2 separate regions of the Homo sapiens genome follow, and region 1 is linked to region 2. Evidence: read pairs that join two places in POLR2A ChIA-PET (ENCODE). Cell type or tissue: PC-9. All regions are shown on one strand. Each heading gives the region's core, and the rest is flanking DNA. Links, peaks and the distances in the headings are about the cores only.

What was found. ChIA-PET counts read pairs that join two places held together with the same protein. Peaks named below come from ENCODE experiments on the same cell type or tissue, not always from the same donor. Only the 100,000 strongest peaks of a DNase experiment are listed, where the experiment ranks them.
Region 1: POLR2A ChIA-PET joins it to region 2 with 8 read pairs; 1 of 35 experiments calls an interaction of 5 or more read pairs at or near these places.

Annotation. Positions count from the first base shown.
Region 1 is chr22:32,599,438-32,602,354 of GRCh38, reverse strand. The region is part of intron 6 of SYN3 (synapsin III); the gene reads left to right. Among named protein-coding and RNA genes, the nearest start is that of SYN3-AS1, 26 kb to the right of the region's middle. In PC-9, for the core only: no CTCF peak of the experiment used is centred there; no DNase peak of the experiment used is centred there.
Region 2 is chr22:32,855,368-32,858,215 of GRCh38, reverse strand. All of the region lies in intron 6 of SYN3 (synapsin III), which reads left to right. TIMP3 (TIMP metallopeptidase inhibitor 3) reads right to left here. Exons shown (of 5, transcript NM_000362.5): 3 at 856-967; 4 at 78-199. Among named protein-coding and RNA genes, the nearest start is that of TIMP3, 55 kb to the right of the region's middle. In PC-9, for the core only: no CTCF peak of the experiment used is centred there; no DNase peak of the experiment used is centred there; H3K27ac peaks cover 714 bases.

The sequences.
Region 1 (2,917 bases), core at 282-2,781, 260 kb after region 2:
AATACAAACATCAGCCTCAGCCATATCCGTGCATACGTGTTTGCAAAGATTGCACGTGGTGAGGGATGGGCAGGAATACACCCCAGACACACTGGGGAGGTGAGATTAGTTACCTGGTCTGGAGAAGGGGAGTGGGGAAAGATAGAAGAAAATAAAAACATCTGTAGCAAAAATAAGAAAACACTTATGGTATAATATTAAGTGAGAAGATAGATGCAAAATTCTACCTCTAATATTGTTGTAAAGTATCCTGGGGGTTTTATTGGACATATAAAAATTATAAGGTAATGTGGACCAATGCAAACACTGATTTGGTTAGACAATGAGATTGTAGACAATTTTTGTCTTGAATTTCTCTGGTCATTTTAATACTATTATTTCAATAAAGAAGTGTCACAAAAAAAAAAAAAGAAAAGAAAAGAAAAGCTCTGGGAGTGCTCCCACTCCCTCTACCATTTCTTCCCAGTCCAGGCCCAACCAGTGGCATTTACTGTCTTTAGAATGAATTCCAAACTGGCCCCTGGCCCTTCAGTCACCACTAGCACAAATCCATCCTGCCCACAGCTGGCAGGTCGCTCCCCGGTTCCAGAACTATCCTGCTTCCCCACTGTCCATCCAAGCAACCTGAACTCCCCTCTTTGGTTTCAAAGGCCCCCAATAATCTGGCCCCAAATTACCTCTTCTGTGTCCCCAGCACTAGCCCGGAGTCTTGCCAGCCCATACGTGGTTCTAAAAAGATTGCTGTTTCCCACAAGTCAAAGTAAAAAATGGCAAAGGAGGCTGGGCGCAGTGGCTCACGCCTGTAATCCCAGCACTTTGGGAGGCCAAGGCGGGTGGATCACGAGGTCAGGAGATCCAGACCATTCTGGCTAACACGGTGAAACCCCGTCTCTACTAAAAATACAAAATATTAGCCGGGCGTGGTGGCGGGCGCCTGTAGTCCCAGCTACTCCGGAGGCTGAGGCAGGAGAATGGCGTGAACCCAGGAGGCAGAGCTTGCAGTGAGCTGAGATCGCACCACTGCACTCCAGCCTGGGCGACAGAGCAAGACTCCATCTCAGAAAAAAAAAAAGAAAGAAAAAAAAAGGCAAAGGAAAATTTCCCCTAGTATCAGGAAAATCCATTGCTTTGGATGAATTCTGAAATGTTTTCTGTGAAATATCTTACTTAAACATTCTCAGATTTTGCTAGATTGACTTTCTGTGTTCTCTAAATACAGATACAGCACCTACTCCACAATTTCTAGCAATGAACACATTCCTCCAATTTCATTTAAGAACCCTGGAGAAGGACATGCCGTTCAAATATACAATTCTGTTCAGCAATCACCTGCAAAATAGATTTATTGCAGATCAAATCATATTAAGTGGCCGGGAGGGGTGGCTCACGCCTGTTATCCCAGAACTTTGGCAGGCCGAGGTGGGTGGATTACCTGAGGTCAGGAGTTCGGGACCAGCCTGGCCAACATAGTGAAACCCGGTCTCTACTGAAAATACAAAAATTAGCCAGGCATGGTGGCACAGCCTGTAATACCAGCTACTCGGAAGTCTGAGGCAGGAGAATTGCTTGAGCCCAGGAGACAGAGGTTGCAGTGAGCCGAGATTGTGCCACTGCACTCCAGCCTGGCAGACAGAGCAAGACTCTGTCTCAAAAAAAAAAAATCATATTAAGTTGCATAAAATAAATCCTTCCTTCCTATGGGTCTTTGTTTATTAGAGCTCATGAAGAATCTAAACATGCCCCACGGGAAGACCGTGGTGGTCTGCACCATTCACCCTTGGGGGAACTCTGTGCCTTCTATCCATCCACCCACAACCTACTCATCCTTCAGAACCCTGGTCAGAGCCTCATTTCCTCTGGAGCAGGGGTCCCCCACCTCTGGGCCACAGACCAGTACAGGTCCATGGCCTGTTAGAAACAGAGCTGCACAGCAGAAGGTGAGCCGTGGGTAAGTGAGTGAGGCTTCATCTGTATTTACAGCCACTCTGCATCACTCGCACGACCGCCTGAGCCCCATCTCCTGTCAGATCAGAGGCAGCATTAGATTCTCATAGGAGTACTAACCCTGTCGTGAATTGCGCATTCGAGGAATGTAGGTTGCCCTCTCGTTATGTAAATCTAATGCCTGATGATCTGTCACTGTCTCCCATCACCCCCAGATGGGACTGTCTAGTTGCAAGAAAACAAGCTCAGGGCTCCCACTAATCCTACATTATGGTGAGTTGTGTAATTATTTCATCATGTATTACAAGGTAATAATAATAGAAATAAAATGCACAATAAATGCAATGCTCTGGAATCATCCTAAAACCATCCCCTCATCCCCCTCTAGTTCGTGTAAAAATTCTCTTCCACAAAACTGGTCCCTGGTGCCAAAAATGTTGGGCTCTGCTCTGGAGACTTGCACATGACCGCGACGTACCCCACAGCTTCCTGCCATGCTGCCTCACTCTGCTCTTTCATTGTACAGCCCATGGGTCCAAGCAGATAATAAATCCTCTGAGGGCAGAAATCTTGTCTCAACCTTTGGTGTGCCCCAACCAGCACAAGACACATAACTAGCCACATAGTTCTCATTCAGTCGTGCCCACGCAATTGATTTGATATTATTTTATTGATCACTATCATGGGGGGTGGGGAGCATTTATTACACCCCAGATATGCATATGATTCCCAGAAAAGTGTGCCTTGATGGAGAGAGTGCTTGATGGAGAGTCAAGACACATAAACTTGACTTCCGGCGCAGTGGCTCACACCTGTAATCCCAGCACTTTGGGAGGCTGAGGCGGGCGGATCACGAGGTCAGGAGATCGAGACCATCCTGGCTAACACAGTGAAACCCCATCTGTACTAAAAATACAAAAAATTAGCCGGGCATGGTGGCGGGCACCTGTAGTCCCAGCTACTCGGGAGGCTG
Region 2 (2,848 bases), core at 1-2,500:
CAGTGCATTGGGAGCTGATGTTTCTAGGGCTGCAAGTCAGCACCTCCCCTCCTTCCCCCAGTGACCCCAGAGCTTACCTTGCAGTTACAACCCAGGTGATACCGATAGTTCAGCCCCTTGCGCTGGGAGAGGGTGAGCTGGTCCCACCTCTCCACGAAGTTGCACAGCCCCGTGTACATCTTGCCATCATAGACGCGACCTACAGGAGGAAAGAAGAAAACAAGGAGAGGTTGTTTTGTCCAGAGCCTAGCCCAGAGAGAATTCACACCTACTATGTTCCCACTTAGCCCAGGCACTGTGGCTGGGTACTTTTCAGACCCATGATTTTATTTCACCCTACCCAACACCTTTTAAAATGGACTGTAGCCCCATTTTCCAGATGAGGATAATGAGGCTTGGAGAGGTAAAGTGATTTGCCAAAGGTCCCAAGCCCATTAAATACTGGAGCTAGGACTAGAGGCCAACTCTTCACTCCCTTTATAATGATTTTTGTTTTTGTTTTCTCCTTTACTACACTGACTGCCTAAAGATGAATAACTTTCAAAGACGGGCCTAACAGGTCGAGTGTGAGGTGGAGAGGAACAGATACTCCCTTTTTATTTACAGTAAAGTTGAGAAGCTACAAATTAGGAGATTTCCTCCCCCAGGTGAGTGGTGGAGCTAATTCCAAAGTCCAGCCTAAGTGTAGGAGCCTCAAGCTCCTAGCACTGGGTAAGTGGGATGAATTCAACATTAGAGACTCCTTACAATTTACTGGACATTTGGTGAGTCAACTACTCCGTATGTGTTCTTCTGAAGTCAAGAAACAGTGGACCTTGGCCAAACCCTGGCCTAGAAGCTAGAGTTGGCCATTACCTGTCAGCAGGTACTGGTACTTGTTGACCTCCAGCTTAAGGCCACAGAGACTCTCGGAAGCTTCCGTATGGATGTACTGCACATGGGGCATCTTGGTGAAGCCTCGGTACATCTGTGGGCAAAAGGAACATCATGACTTCTTCTTTCCCAGTTTGGACACCCGTATGATCCCTAATCCCACTGCTGGGTATGTATCCAAAGGAAAGGAAATCGGAATATGGAAGAGGGGTCTGCACTCTCATGTTGACTGCAGCAATATTCACAATAGCCAAGATATGAAATCAACCTAAGTGCCCATCAACAGATGAATGGATAGACAAAACCTGGTATCTATACCCAATGGAATATGATTCATCCAGAAAAAAGAATGAAATCTTGTCATTTGTGGCAATGCAGCTGGAACTGGAGGTCGTTTTGCTAAGCGGAATAAGCCAGGCACAGAAAGACAAATACACCATGTTCTCACTCATGTGGGAGCTAAGAAAGTAAATCTCATAAAGATGGACAGTGGATTGGTGGTTACCAGAGGCAAGAAAGGTAATAAGGATTGGGGCAAAGAGATATAATTAATGGGTACAAAAATACGAGTACGCAGAACAAGTAAGACCCAGTGTTCATTGAATCAGTAGAATGACTACAGTAAACAATAACTTATTGTATATCTCAAAGTAGCTAGTAGAGGATAATTCAGATGTTCCCAGCATGAAGAAACGATAAATGTTTAAGGTTATGAATATCCCAATTACCCTGATTTGATTACTATACATTTTTGAATATATCAAAATACCACATGGACTCTCAAAATATGTCCATTTATTATGTATCAATAAAATAAGAGGAACACAGGAGAGGAGTCTCAGTACCCAGAAGGCTTGCTGACATTGGATCTGAGGGAATCTCGCTCCCCTATTCAGCTGTCCAGTGGCCGGTCACTGATCTACCCACCCCAGGGCCCCCTTCACCCCAGATGAAGCCACCGATCCTCTTGACTAGCCAGGTTGGTGCCTTCCCAGAGAAACCTTCCTGTGCAGCCAGCCATACCCCCCATTCCAACTGCCCCACAACACTCCTTCGGCTACACATGTCTGACATCCCAGCACCTTTTCAGAAATCCAGAGAAGTAGCTGTGACAAAGGTCCTTTTTCTTTGTCAACCTTAGGACCTGAGTCCCGTGAACTCAGCCAGCATTCTCATGATATCTCTGTGACACTTTCCAGCCCACAAAAACATTCTCACTCACATTCTCCTTGCAGTATCCTTAAAAGAGCCCTGGGAGGGATGTATTACAAACCCCACTTTATAGAAATTCTATTTGGCTGGTGAACGTTGAATTCAAGCTAGAAATTCTCCATGTTTTTTATTCTTCTGAGCGTCTGGTGAAAGCATTGGGTTCGTTTATCCCAGATGAAGCACATAAATGTATCTACAAAGTTCAAAGAGTTTTAACTGTTAAATACTTTATAATTGTTAGATTGAACCACGTGAAATTGCTGATATTTGGCTATTTGTATCTACGACATAATCTAATACAGTGGTTCTCAACTGGAGGCAATTTTGCCCCCCTAGGAAATATTTGGGACATGTGGCAATGTCTGGAGACAATTTTGGTTGTCACAACAGTTCGTAGAGGGTAGGGAGGTTGCTAAACATCCCATAATACTCAGGACAGCCCCCAGAACAAAGAATTATCCGGCCCCAAATGTCAATGGTACTGAGGTTGAGAAATCTCCTTTAATATTAGCCCACGAATCACCATGACAACCCTATGAGGTAGGAACTATTATGCCCATTTTATAGATGAGGAGCCTGAGTCACAGGCAGGCTAAGTAGCTTGTTAAGGCCACACAGTTGGGAAATGGCAGGGCTAGGATTCCAAGCAGAGGACTCTGCCTTCAGAGTCCATACTCTTACCCATTATCTTAGACTGGCTCCCAGGAAAGCCTCAGAAGTCTATGACCAAGGTCCCCAGAAGCAGGCAAATGCTATTTCCATT